Regions from separate parts of the Homo sapiens genome. Here region 1 is linked to region 2. A link is a contact called in ENCODE Hi-C or POLR2A ChIA-PET data. All regions are on one chromosome and are shown on one strand. Each heading gives the region's core, a stretch centred on a gene start or an enhancer-like site at or near the end of the contact. The rest is flanking DNA. Distances are from core to core; before and after follow the strand shown.

Region 1 (7,253 bases), core at 4,434-6,933, 620 kb before region 2:
GCATGCGGACATGTGTCACCGCGGAGTGACACATCACAAGGTTTTCACATTTTTTCTTTTTGCCTATCAGTTTATCCTGATTTTTCTACAGTAAACAAGTATTGCTTCTGTGAAAAGAAAAAAAGATGTTTATTTTTAATTTAAAAAAGGAGGGCTTTTGCTTAGGTGATCCTTTCTAGCTCTAAAATTCCATGATCTCAGTAAGGCTCTTAATTGTTGTTTTCTCTGGTTTATTTTCTTTCCTTGGCTTCGAGAGAGAACTATTTTGTTTCCCAATGTGCTCACTGTGGAGACACTGTGTTCCCTGAGGTCTGTGGGAAAATGGGGTGTGGACTGGAGCCAGAGCGTGTGGCTGGGTCCTCGAAGGCGTGGGCAGGTAGAGTGCCCGACGCTGTGGCACAGGCCAGGCCCGGGAGGCTACTCCAGGCAAACACCTCCCTGTAGCCCTGGGATGCAGAGGGTGGGACACCTCGAGGGGCTTGGCAGAGGAAGTGAAGAATTCTTTCCTCTTATCTACTCCTCCCTAAAAGAGGAAAACACTAAAACAGTCCAGGGAACCAACAGCCAGGATCCTCTGAGCCTAGATGGTTTGAGAGGGCTCCTGAACCCAGGAGACTAAGTGGTTTGCTGGGCCCAGCCTCACTGTGAGCCCCACAGCTCATTAGAATCCTCTCTTAGGATGGAAAGGGAGGGCTCTGCGGGCGACTCTGCTCTCAGGGCTGGGCTGGGTGCTGGTGCCCCGGGGACATGGGGACTCAATCAGGCCTCTGGTGAGCACCACTTTCCATCAGGTGACACCTTGGGGGCTTTGTAACAAGGTTCTTTGGAACTGGTTCCGAGTGGCTTGGGTGAGTGCTATAAAATAGAAGGAGCAGTTTATGATCCCATTTCATTTTTGCACTTTTTTTTTTTTTTAAATTAAGGGAAGTCAACCACATTTGCTGGAGAATGCTGTCCTAATCCGCCTGACCCTTCCTTCTCCCAGGTGTGAGGCAGGCGATGCCGGGGTTCCACGCCAGGTTCGGGGACCGCCTGCGCTCCGAGGCCCAGGGCGCGGACACCATGCTGTGGCTGGCCCTCTCCTCTGCCGCAGCCGCACAGCCCAGCGGCCGCTTCTTTCAAGGTGACTTCCTCCCTGGCTGTGAAGGCAGCTGACACAGGGCTAGGGGCAGCAGCTGGGCCTTCGAGGCGCACCTTCCCCTCCGTGAAACCTGGGGTGGGACTGTCCCCTGGGGGGTGCCTGGGCTTCTTTGGCGAGATGATTGCTTTGCCTGCTGAGGTTAGTTTTGGGAAGCGCTTCACTCCAGGTTGGTAGCTTCTTTGGAGACTTGTGATAACCCTGTCATCAAGGTCCTGTGAGAACGGGAGAGGCAGTTCCTACCTTGGGAATGGAAGATTTTCTCTGCAGTTTGCTGAGGCCCAGGAGGGGCGCTATTCAAAGCTGCACTGCAAAGGGAGTAACGGACTCTGCTTCTCTGCAGTGCAAAGGGTGTAAGGGACTCTGCTTCTCTATTTTTGGAAGCAGTGATCTGTTCACGTCTCTCCCCAGTGGGCTCCTAAGGGGGCAGGCGTGTGAGTGGACGCCATCCGAAGACAGCACTTGACCTCGGGTGGAAGCCAGGCTCTTTGCTTGGCTTCTCTTTCCTCTGTTCTTGATGAGAACCACCCTTGCTTGAGGAATTCTGAAGCGCTGGTGACCCCTGGGGTATCCGGGAGGATGGCCGCACCCCTTCCTGCTGATCACCCAAACGTGGTCTCCCGTCCAGCCCTGGCTGCAGCCTCCCAGTTCCCAAACTGCACTTTACATATCAATCCATGCTGCCTGATCCCTGTGGGACCTTTGACAGCAGGGATGGGGGTCTAACAGCTGTAGGGTGCTGCCACTCCAGCAGGCGTCGGTTCAAGGCCTGAGCAGCACAGGGACATGGACCCAGCCACGCTGCAGCAGCTCACACCTCTCTGCGGTTCCCTCTCACTTTTAGATCGGAAGCCAGTTTCTACACACTTGCCTCTCGCTACAGCGTCCTCCTCACCGGCCGAAGAGGAGAAACTCATTGAAATCCTGGAACAGCTGGCTCAGACATTTAAATAGGCCAACCCAGACACAGTGCGGTACCAGAATTGCCTTAGAAGATACCAGAAGGTGCGGTCTAGGGACCAGTGAATAAGAAGACCCCACTTCAACTTCCCCTCGAAGACGTTGTGCCTCACAGCGAGGCCTACAAGGGATGGGAACTTTTATTTCAAAATAAATACTACCGAGGCTGTGATCAGGCTCACCTTGAACTCCTGCAGCAGGTTCTTTTCTTATTTTAAGTCTCATTTATTCGAGAATGGTTTTCTAAAGAATTCGAAGTTTGAGATGAACCATCATTTCAGTCTTAGGGGACGCAGGGGTGGGGGCAGCAGGAATGCCCCCCTGTGAACTCCACTTCCCCTCCCTTTCTCAGCTCCTCCAGTGTCAGAGGCTGGCGCTGTGCACCCCCCCCCCCCCCCCGCCCCAGGAGAGGGCTGGACACTGCCTTTACTGTGCATGGTCCCAGAAGCACAGCATAACCAAGGGACGATGCATATTTACACAAACAATTTAATGAGGCCTAGTTTACATTTGCTTAAGATTAGGAGTGGCTTCAGTAATGCATCTGGCATTCTGGTACTACACTTTGATAAAACCTCTAATTTACACCATTTTACCTCTTAGTGACTCCAGGAAAAGTTGTAATAAAACCAATGAGCAGATTTAGAATACATCTACATACATTCTTGGTGTCCATGGTGGAATAAACGTAACTCATCCCCCATAGCAGAGGAAAACCCAGACGGCTGCAGCTTCTCAGTGGTCCTGGAGACACTCTGATCCAGGGCTCATCATCAGCCAAGGACCACAAGGAAGGGATTTTTCTGGGTGTGCCAGCCTGAAACATCAGCGTCTTTCTGACAAAAGGAGGCGCTATCAAGCAAGCACCAGCTCCATTTAACTGCATGCCTCCTTTTCTGCAGGAGGATGATGGGCCTCAGCAATGCTGGGTGTGGGCGACGCTGTGCTGGCAGCACCAGGACGGGGCAACCCAGCCACCCCCTCAACGGTGATTCCATAGCATGCAGGTCACTTGGTGCCTTTGCACCTATTTTTCTTCTCCATAAAATGAACCTCACAAGTTTTAAATGAGGCTTTCCCTGGCAGTGTTTGCCCCGAAGTCATTTCTCCTCACTGGAAAAGTTTACTAAGCACAAGAAAAAGCTGACTTACATGATGAAGGAAAAGGGCTCCATGGCTTGAGCCCGTGTGCTGTGCTTAGACTGTGGTGAACAGGGCTCATCTTCACCTCCAAACAGCAGCTCTCCCTGGCATCTAGACAGCAGGTGGAGTGGTCTGGAACCTCCCCCTCCCACCAACTGGACAGAACCCACAGGGCTAAACAGCACAGCAAGGTTGTCGGTGTGTGCGTGGCCACATGTAACCGTGATGGGACCATAGCTGCAGAAAGGTTTTCACAGAGATTTATTTTAAACCGTGGCGGCAACTCCGCATTGAGAGTTGTACATTGGTAATGGCTACACGTATATTTTGGTTAGAGGAAAGCACAGTGGGAAAGTGAGCGGAGTAAAAACATTCACAATATTCAGCAGCATTTGATTGGGGGCCTGGATACAGATGTTTCAATATCCTAGGAAATTCTTGCTCATTACCACCTAATCACATTCAGGAAGTCAATGTCAGGACTGGCAGGGAGTGTGGCAAATGCCGGAGGGGTCCAGCTAGACCACACGGGAGAAATCTGTTCCAATGTCAGGCTTATTACATTCTCAGCCTGACCCCCTGAAGAATCTCCTCACTTTAAAAAAAGAAAGAAAAAGATATCCATACGGTAATATGCCCACTGCAGCCAGGTCCAGACTTGGGCTGCAGTCCGGTGGATGTAGAGAATGGAAGATCCGTGTCCCTGGTTAGAAGTAGAGCGGTGGGCAGGCACTAATGTGGGGCCAGCACCTTCCCTGTTGTCCAGTTAGTAACGGTTTTTGTACATTTCATATAAAGATTTCCTTTTGCAAAATGACAGCACCTTGAAAAACAAAGTCATTTAAAAAGCAAGGCAAATGGTGTAAGACACAAATCCATAAGAGTACAATGGTTACAAGTGACGCTAGGGTTTTGGCCATACTTCATAGTGGCATATACTACTGACGTAAGGCTGCCATCCACTAAAATGATAAAAAGTGTATATGTGAAACATTTTTCAAATCATTTTCCCTTTTTTTGTGAGTGACAGCTCACCTTCTCATGCATCCCCGAGAACCAAGGGAAAAAAGAATCATAAGTAACAAGGTCAGATTCTCAATCTAACTTTTCAGCCAACCTGCAATTCTTGACACTTCCAAGAAAGTCAGATACTCTTCTTGACTTGTAAAGGTAAACATTTTGAGGTATCTATTTTTAATGAGATGGTACCATGATTAATTTCCACCCTTACCATCTTTAAAAAGAATTTTTTTTGCCCTACAAACTCATGAAAAGAAACTTCACCATCTTTTCTCAAAACCAAACCTAGCAGGCTCTAGATGGAAAAAGTCCAGAAAGCAACTCACTTGATATGATGGAAGACAACAAAGGCATGTGGTGATAGGCTCTCCGTTATCCAAGGGAAGCCAGCAATATGCGGGCAGGTCACTGGTGATGGGCTAGGCATGTCCAATAATAAACGAGACTCAGGGAATCAGAGAATCACAGGATTGGAAGGGACTTTAAGAATGATGATCAAATTCATCCCTCAAGCCTTTAATCTCCCTTTCAACATCTCTGGCAAAGGCTCTACACTGTGTGTTAAAAAAATTCCCTGGTATGGGACATGCAAGGAAGACATCCCATTCCAATTTAGGACCGATCTAATTTTTAGACACTGCTTTCATGTGTTAAACCTAAGTAGGCTTCTTGGTGGAAAGGAGATAATGCTTAAAGGCAAAAATACAAACCACAACCCTGGAGGGTTGACGTGGTTCTTGGTTAAGAAACTGAGCTGAAGTTTAAACAGGAATGCAGATGTTTCTGGACTAAGTTTTGGACATAGATCTTTGGGTCCTACAAGGAAAAGGCAAATGATGTGATAGCAAAGACAGGCGCTGCCATGCCCCTGCACGGTGTTCCTGCCTCCACAGGGCCAGGTCTCCCAGACAGACCTGTACCTGAATTGACGAAACTCTCTGCCTTCCTGTTGCAAGTGCCCCTGTAAGGAGGACCTCCCACATTGTACTGGAATCATCTGTGACTTGCAAGAGCAGGAAGTGGAGGGCAGCAGCTGCCTGTGTCTGCACCCAAACACTCGGCACCGCCTGTCCGTGCAACGCCACACTTGACTAGAACAATCCTCTCCTGCCACAGGGCCAGGGCTTTCCTTTTCCACAGTGGAGCAGCTGAGCCCAACACACCTTTGGCGTTAGTCTGGGAGTCCTTCCTGGTTGCGGGCCGTGCACTGATAGTCTCCACCTCCTCCTCTCAGACTCCAGTGAGAGGCTGTGCACCCAAAGATCCAGAATTAGTTACCCTGAGTCACCTTCAGTTAACAGTTCTAGGGATTTCCAAAGAAAAAGAAACTGATACTATTATAATATAAACTAATAGTAGCATTGGCTGCAGGAGGAGCCTCTGGGGAAACCCCTCGTGGTGAGCTGTGTGCTGCTTTCCTCTGAGGCCAGGGAGCAGCAGCATCTGATAGTGACGAGCTCAATTCTGGGATGGCAGCTGAGCCACTTGGCTGTTCTCCGGCAGCTCCAGCCCACTTGTGATCCCTGGACACACCACACTGACTCCAGCTCTCAGGCCTTTGTTTGTTTATGCTGTTTCTGAAGCCTGGAAAGTCATTTCCATTTTTCCCCCTTATGACTCACTCCTCATCCTTTAACACTGAGCTCAAAGTCCCTTTCCTCTGTGAAGCCCCTCCTGCCACACCTGCTGGGTTAGTGGCACCCTGGCATGCCTCTATCATAACCACATTGCACTGAAAAGACCCATTTACTCACTGTGTGACCTCTGCCCAGCCTGAGAATGGGCCTCAGACACCTTGCACTGCCAGTGCCTAAAGCCTGGTGGCTGGTGAGCGCTCAACACGGTTGACATGAACATTCAAATCTCAGGGATCATCTAGATAACTCAGTGTTCAACATGATCTTAATTTCTGTGTTTTCCAATCAAGTTAATAAATATCTGTCTTCGTACCAGGAAAAATTCAATATTATTTTAAAGGAGAAAAAATAAGAATGTATTGGTAAAATGCTTTCTCTCACTTCGAAATATCTTAGTGAACAAGAACACTGACATAGAATTAAAATTCTATGAACAGCCATAACCAAAGGAATCTCATTTAGTGAATATTTATGTCCAGTAACTGCAACCCACACTTAGAGCTATCCTTTTGCTTAAAAACAAAAATTTGGGCCTTAAGAAGTGATTAATATCAGGCAAAAATAAATTATACTTTTGTTTATTTATTCAGGGCCTTGCTCTGCTGCCCAGGCTGGACTGCAGTAGTGCAATCATAGCTCACTGCATCCTTGAATTCCTGGGCTCGAGTGATCCTCCCGCCTCAGCTTCCTGAGTAGCTGGGAATACAGGTGTGTGCCACCACACCCAACTAAGTTTTGAATTTTTGGTAGTGACAGGATCTTGCTGTGTGGCCCAGGCTGGTCTTGAACTCCTGGGCTCAGCAATCCTCCCACCTTGTCCTCCCAAAGTGTTCAGATTATAGGTGTGAGCCATGGCACCTGGCCTTTACTTTTATAAAATGAATCTCAGAAAATGAAAATGTGATATTCCATAAGGGCAGTGCTGTAAGCCTGGGAATCGCAGCCAAACGGGGCAGGGTGAATTTTAAGTGCCACTGGATTTCCATTTCAGTTTTGCCTCTGGGGTGGTCTGAGGGGAATGTATAGGAAGGAATTTATGTGGATGAAGGCAATAATTACCTCCCCCACCACAGGGCCGGAGCCAAAAAAACTGTCATATATGCTTTCGATAAGAGGAACAAAGCTGGTTCCAGAGAGCGCCCTGTCTCAAGGTGCTGAAAGTCTCTCCTCCCACTCATGCCATTACTAAGTAATGTTCAAAAACAGCTATTCCTTGAACATTCTTTTAGATTCTCTTGTTTACATCTCAGCCATATCTAACTGCCCTGTATAACTAATGTGTTTTCTGCTTGAAACACTCTAGATCTCTGAAGATCCCTTCCAGTTTTGTGACTTTATGATTTCTGGAAATAATT
Region 2 (6,904 bases), core at 2,466-4,965:
TGACACCAGCCTGGGCAACAGAGCAAGAACCCCATCTCTAAAAAATATTTAAACATTAGCCAGGTATGGTGGCATGCACCTGTAGTTCCAGCTATTCAGAGAAACTGAGCTGAGAGGATCACTAGAGCCCAGGAGGTCAGGGCTGCAGTGAGCCAGGTTCGTGCCACTGCACTTCAGCCCTGGCAACAGAGTGAGACCCCATCTCTTAAAAAATAAATAAATGGAAGAACTGGGTGATGTTTGTAACCAAGTGTTTATAAAATAAAGCCTGCTAAATGTTTCCACAGGAGACGTACAGCCTGATGGTGTATGTGATGTCTATGTAGATGCTGAGAAACGACACAGAGCTGGAGTGCACCGTTCTAAGCATGGTCACATAGCAGTAGGAATGTTCTGAGGGACCTCCATGCTATCAGGGTTACATATGTAAACAATTTCTGGAACCTGTTTCTTTCTTTCCACACTGTGGTGAGTATGAGAATATTGTTATTTGGGGCAGTGATTCTTAAACTGTCATGCACCTATGAATCCCCTGGGATCTTGTTAGAATGAAGATTCTCTCCTGGTAGGGCTGGGCTGGGCCAGAGATTCTGCATTTCTAACAAGCTCCCACGTGACTCCTGGACCATACTTTGAGGATCAAGGGTCTAGACCAGCCTGGACAATAAAAAACTGCTTCCTTCTTCAGCATTCATGTCTAAATAAAAGGCCCTGGGACCATGTAAGTCCAGAATAGTACAGACCCCTTCTATCAGGCTTCTAGGTTAAGCTGAAATGTCTCCTCTGCTCCAGGAAGCCTTCCTTGGCTCCCCCAGGCAAAGGGGAGCACCATCAGCTCAGTGCTCCCTCAGGGCTTGGTACATGCATGTTTAGTGCATAGCATGTTGCTTTACCTGCATGTGCAGAATTTTCTCTCCCTACTGGACTATGTGTCTCTGGAATGCCGGGCATATTTGCATTGGCAGGGTCAGTGCCTGGTCATAGAAGGTGCTTATATTGATTTCCTATTACTGCTGGAACAAATCATCACCAACTTAGTGGCTTAAAGCAATATGAAGTTCTCTAGGTTAGATGTCCAACACAGGTCTCACTGGGCTAAAAATCAAGGTGTCCGCAGGGTTCAGTTCCTTCTAGAGGCTCTAGGGAAGAATCTGAGTTTTTGTTTGTTTGTTTGTTTGTTTTTTCTTTTTTTTTTCCTTTTCCAGCTTTTGGGGCTACCTGCATTTCTTGGCTTCTGGCCCCTTCCTCTGTCTTGAAAGTCAGCAATGGTGTGCTGAGTCTCTCTCACATTTCATTTTTCTGCCCTCTCCTGCCACCCTCTTCCATTTTTAAGAAAGATAATCTGGAAAATCCCCCCATCTTAACCTGATTAGCAGCCTTAATTCCCTTTACCATGTGGTGTAACATATTCGCATATGTAACATTACCATGTGGTGTGACATATTCACAGGTTGCAGGGATTCATGTGTGGACGTCTTTAGGGGCTGTTATTCTGTCTACTACAATGTTTGACTAGTGTCTATAGAGTGAATTTGTGCCTGTGATTGGCCTTATGCACACAGCTCAGGCCAGGGGGGTTCTGAAGAGTTGAAGATTCTACAGCTCTGTACTTGCTGTGGCCAATTTTTTTGGTAGCATTTCTGGTATTTTTCATTTAGCTGGGATTATTTCTGACTTCTGGCATCTCAGAAGACATTGGTAGCCTTTTGATTCTAGTCATCCATACACAGGCAAGATCTGCATAGAACCAAGGAATTCAGTTTACCTCAGCAAGTGCTAATGCAGCTCTAGTTTTAGTTTTCATTCTGGGATGGAACAACATAGCCCCAGTTGTTGAGGGTCTCTCTGCGAGTATCTTTCTGGTGGCACAAGCAGTGACCCCTAGGCAAATTGATGGGCTCATCTGGATTAGTCCACTGCATTTTTTAGGATGGCCAAAGCTGCTTTCTGGAAAGAAAGAGGTTCTGTTATACAGCCAGTCTTCTTGAAAAATGTTTGTAGAACTGCTGAAAGTATATATAATTTACGCAGAATTTATGCCAAATTTGGGCTGAATATATATGTTTTGGTTGTGACCAGGACGGAGGAGTGTGTTAACAGAAGCAACTTTCTTAAAGCCTCCCTTCCCGTGTGATTGAAGTTCTAATATTACTTCCTAAGGGACTACATTGAACCTGTTCCAAGTATATAATAAGAATAAAGCCCAGTATTGATTCCCCCAGTCGCCCCAGTAGGATACGCTGGTGGCTGTAAATTTGAAAATTGTGACATACAATGACCAAGTGCTCAAAGATGTTTGTTTTCACTGTGACCAAGTGACCAAGGGCTGCCTGTTAAAAAATATCCCCAATTCTGGAGAAATGTGGGGGTCCCACAAACGACACCACAGTAAATGAAAATGTCAGCAGTAAAAGCTGATCATGTGTTTTTGTCTACATAATTTTGTCCATAATTCTTGTGCAATTCTGTTATGGCACTTCAAAAGGGAAGCTTCTTTAAAACTGGTTTTATATCTACGGAAAATTCTAACTTCTAAATACAAAGGTCTGAGTTTATTCGTCAAATATTTCATTTATCCATGCAAAGTTCTAAGATGATGTAAATAATGTGTATCTTCTACTGTTTTCTGGGAAGAGTGCTATTTCTTGGGCTAAGATATAGACTCTTGAAGACAGGGTTAGTGTTAGTATCTTTTTGTTCTTGCTGTTTCTGGCACCATCTCAACTCTGCCTAAAAACGTCAGAGAAAGCCTTCCTACAGAGGAAGGGACAAGAGAGGTGCTTATTATTGATGATGAAGAGAAATATTCATGCTAAATGACTTCAAAGATATAACTGTTTCCCGAACTGAGCAAAATGAGTTTGCACTGGAAAAACATAATTGCCTTTGGCTCATAGTGGCTTCACTATGCGTCTACCTTGTGCTACCTCTCTTGTGTGTCTGGGGGCTGGAGTGGATCAATGAGAACCAGGCTACCATTGATCAAGCAGAATGGTGATAATGACCAGACCAAAGGATATTTTTTTCAGCTTGAATGTCCAGGGTCAATGCTTCTGGCTGTCTCAAAGGGAAGAAGCAGTTACAGCATTGTTCAAAATGGCTCTTTAGAGAAATCATTTCTAGCTCACTCCATTTGCATCTGTATTTCAGATTTGCTAGGTTTCCTTTGCAAACATTTTCACTTATTACCCTTTATCACCTTTGCTAATTAAGGAAGATACAGAAACCAGATTTTTAGGGTTTTTTTTTTTTTTTTTTCAATTTCAGCCTTTGGCCACTTCCTATAAAAGATTTCCCTCTGCTTTGAATAAAATTTCTAAGCAGCCTTCAGAGCCAAATTAAATGATTTGGAATTCTCTCTAGCTAGCTGATCTTTAGCTGCAGAGATCAAGAACCCCATCTAGTGGGAAAATATGAAGCTGCCACCGCAGTGACGGACTGAAATTAGCAGCGTGGTTGAAATTCTTGCCCAGCCCTTCTTGTGGAGCACAAGAAGGCCTCTGCAGAAGCCTCATTCAGAATCTCGAAACTATCAGCCTTTCAAACTGTGTGGGGCAGGAGGTGGGCAGTCAGAAAGATGCTTTGTGAGGGGAAGGAAAACAGCACCCATTCCCCTCTGCAGAGTAAAGGGAAGCCTGGCCCCAGGAAGGAGCAGCTGCCTGCAAGAGGGAGCCTGAGCCGTGGAGTCCTGGGAGCCTTTGAGGTGGGCAGCCAGGGCGTGGAGGCAGCAGCAAGCCCAAACGGTCAATACGGGCCCAGCTGGGGCCTGGCGGCGGAGGGTACCCTCAAAGAGCCCTGGCTCCTGAGGCCAGCGGGGCATTTGGGCCCTCAGCCAGTTAGGGGGTTTGTTCTTCCTTTTCCTAAGGCACGTCGCTGCCCAGTGGGAGTGGGTTCCTGTCCATAAGCCAGAAGCCCCACCATGTGGTGGAGGGAAAGGATGACTTTCCTTCTCATCCCCAGGTGTCATTGGACCCCCCTCCAGGGGGACCTCAGGGGATTGCATGAGCTGTGCTCTTCCTTCGTGAGCCTCCTGGCTCTGCAGGGGGCTGCCGGCTTTTACCTTACAGCTCTTCACTGAAATGTCACCTCCCTGTGGGGCTTCCTGCCACCACCATTGTTCTCTGCATGGCACCCTGTGGGCGTCCTTCATGATGCCTATCACACCATTTAAGATGTTTTCCTGTGCGTCGCTCTCCTCCCCTGCTGAGGGCAGGGGCCGTGCGTGTGTGCTATGTTGCTGACGTAGTCCTTCCTGCTGCAGTGCCTGGCACAGGGCAGGCGCTCCCTTGTCTCTGTAAAGAGATGAAGAGGCTTGGCTGAGCCCAAGGACTGGGAGGCAGGCTGCTGGCAAGGCCTGGGGAGACCTCTCCCTGGCTGGCCCTTGTTTCTTTTCCTTCCTCTCCACTAGAAGTAATCATAGGGGTCCAATTTGCCATGGGATTTTACGGAAATCACATGGGTCAAAGTGCTATGCAGATGCAAAGCGTCATCCAGTGCTGTTTCATTTCCATTTGCTTGGTTCCATGTGTTGGGGGAGGGTCCACCAGCACCCAGAGCCCAGGGACCCTATGATTCTGTCATATACAGAGTGGCAAACGTCAGACATAGGAGGCCCTTGCAGATCCCCTAATCCGGGGCTTCTCAAGCCCTCTCCATATGTGAGAATCAACTGAGCCGTTTTATTAGCCACAGACCCGTTCCTCCCTGCTGGAGGTTCTGATTTAATTGGTCTGTGAGGAGGATCAGGCATGGGTATTTTTAAACATCTCTCAGGTGATTGATTCTAATGTGCAACTAGGGTTGAAGACCTGGACCAAATCCACCCCTTCGTTGTTTTTTTTTGAGACACAGTCTTGCTCTGTTGCCCAGGCTGGAGTGCAATGGTGCGATATCAGCTCACTGCAACCTCTGCCTCCCGGGTTCAAGCGATTCTCCAGCCTCAGCCTCCCGAGTAGCTGGGATTACAGGCACCCGCCATCATGCCCGGCTAATTTTTGTGTTTTTGTAGAGATGGGGTTCCACTATGTTGGCCAGGCTCGTCTCGAACTCCTGACCTCAGGTGATCCACCCACCTCGGCCTCCCAAAGTACTGGGATTACAGGCATGAGCCACCATACCTGGCCTCACCCCTTGCGTTTAAAATGAGTCCACAGAGCCCTGGAGGATCACAGCAGCCACTGTCCCATGGTCAGCAGAGCCATGACTGGGACCCAGGCCCCTGCCCCTTCTCTCACAGGCACGGAGGGAGCTAGGCCACAGGCACCAAAGCGGGATTTGTCCTATAGCAGGACTGACTCTCACAGAGACTGTTCTCCTGTGTAGGAGATAAGAAAGGGGGTCCCCACCACACCTAGTCCAAGGTCTGAGAGCAATGTGTAGATGCTATGCAGATGCAGAACAGGAAATGGTGCAGCATCCACACCCCAGCAGAGTACCTGGGAGGGGGACACATGGTCAGTACCTGGGACTTCCCTGGGATGCCACCTCTCCCCTGGCCTGCCCCCACCTTTTGCAGCTGCAGCTGTTTTACTGCTTCCAGCAAGGGTAGGCAATCCTGAGGTTGATAGAAGCCTAGGGAAGTACTGTGAGCTTTGACACTGACCAGGGGATCAAAGCGGGCCACTGCAGGTTGAGGAACCTGGTTTGGTGATGGGTGCAGGCCAGACAGACACTGAGATAGAGAAACCCAGAGCTCTGGGCAATGTGAAAGGAAAATAAGTCTCAGGTTTCCCAAATCACTAAGCTAAAGGGAAAAGTCAAGCTGGGAACTGCTTAGGGCAAACCCACCTCCCATTCTATTCAAAGTTATCCCTCTGCTCACTGAGATAAATGTGTATTTGATTGCCTCCTTTGGAAGAGCTAATCAGAAACTGAAAAGAATGCAACCATTTGTCTCTTATCTACCAAAGACCTGGAAGCCCCCTCCCCACTGTGAGTCCTTTGCTTCAAGTTGTTCTGCCTTTCCAGATCAAACCAATGCTCATCTTACATATATTGATTGATGTCTCATGTCTCCCTAAAATGTATAAAACCAAGTTGTGCTCAGACCACCTTGGGCACATGTTATCAGGACCTCCTGAGGCTGTGTCATGGGCGTGCGTCCTTAACTTTGGCAAAATAAACTTCTTAAACTGATTGACAGCTGTCTCGGATATTCGAGGTTCACAGCAAGAAGAGATTTTATTTGCATTTCAGGGGACACAACAGGCTTGTTTTGTTCCACATGGACCGTAGCTGACAGATGAAGAAAGGGGTAAGGAATCCGTCAATACAAAAGTGAGTTTCCTGTGTTATCTCTGATTGAGGCAGGGATCTCAGATGTCCATTTATCAGAGGCTTTGGGTATCAAAGCTTGGGGGTGTTCCAAAATAGGTTAATTTTGGGTGCCTTTTATATATTTATATTATTTTTTATTTAAACAAATTTTAAAGTTTTATTTAGGTAAGAACATTTAACATGAGATTTACCCTTTCAATAATGTTTAAATGTACAACACAGTATTATCTACAGGCACAATATTGCACAGCATTGCTCTAGAACTTATTTGTCTTGTCTTCTATGAACCCCGAAAAGTTGAGACAGGTCTCAGTTAATTTAGAAAGTTTATTTTGCCAAGGTTGAGAACTTGCTCGTGACACAGCCTCAGGAAGTCCTGAGACATGTGCCCAAGGTGGTCAGAGCACAACTTGGTTTTATGCATTGAAGGAGACATGAGACGTCAATCAATATATGTTAGAAGTACATTGGTTCGGTCTGGAAAGGTGGGATAACTTGAAGCAAAGGCAGGAAGACTGGAAGCAGAGAGGGAGCTTCCAGGTCACAGATGGGTGATACATAAATGGTTATATTCTTTTGAGTTTCTCATTAGTCTTTCCAAAGGAGGCAATCAGATACGCACCTGTCT

The links. A loop is a pair of places that touch in the nucleus more often than their neighbours do. ChIA-PET counts read pairs that join two places held with the same protein, here RNA polymerase II (POLR2A).
Region 1: a map of Panc1 shows a loop between it and region 2 (5-fold over the local background). The contact joins two enhancer-like sites. A Hi-C loop is called at or near these places in 1 of 168 maps with a recorded cell type or tissue (Panc1). POLR2A ChIA-PET finds 5 or more read pairs at or near these places in 2 of 52 experiments (Caco-2 and activated naive CD4-positive, alpha-beta T cell).

Annotation. Positions count from the first base shown.
Region 1 is chr13:51,763,026-51,770,278 of GRCh38, reverse strand. WDFY2 (WD repeat and FYVE domain containing 2) reads right to left here. Exons shown (of 12, transcript NM_052950.4): 12 at 2,570-7,253. It overlaps DHRS12 (dehydrogenase/reductase 12), which reads left to right. Exons shown (of 9, transcript NM_001377533.1): 8 at 986-1,123; 9 at 1,983-2,286. The coding sequence ends at 2,092. Among named protein-coding and RNA genes, the nearest start is that of DHRS12, 38 kb to the left of the region's middle. RefSeq lists an enhancer at 5,439-5,758. Within about 2 kb of position 5,683, at least 29 of the 41 ENCODE cell types and tissues checked have a DNase peak (open chromatin) inside an H3K27ac peak, as active enhancers do.
Region 2 is chr13:51,145,667-51,152,570 of GRCh38, reverse strand. It overlaps a transcript of C13orf42 not described here. Among named protein-coding and RNA genes, the nearest start is that of C13orf42, 38 kb to the right of the region's middle. RefSeq lists an enhancer at 3,412-4,303. Within about 2 kb of position 3,715, at least 3 of the 41 ENCODE cell types and tissues checked have a DNase peak (open chromatin) inside an H3K27ac peak, as active enhancers do.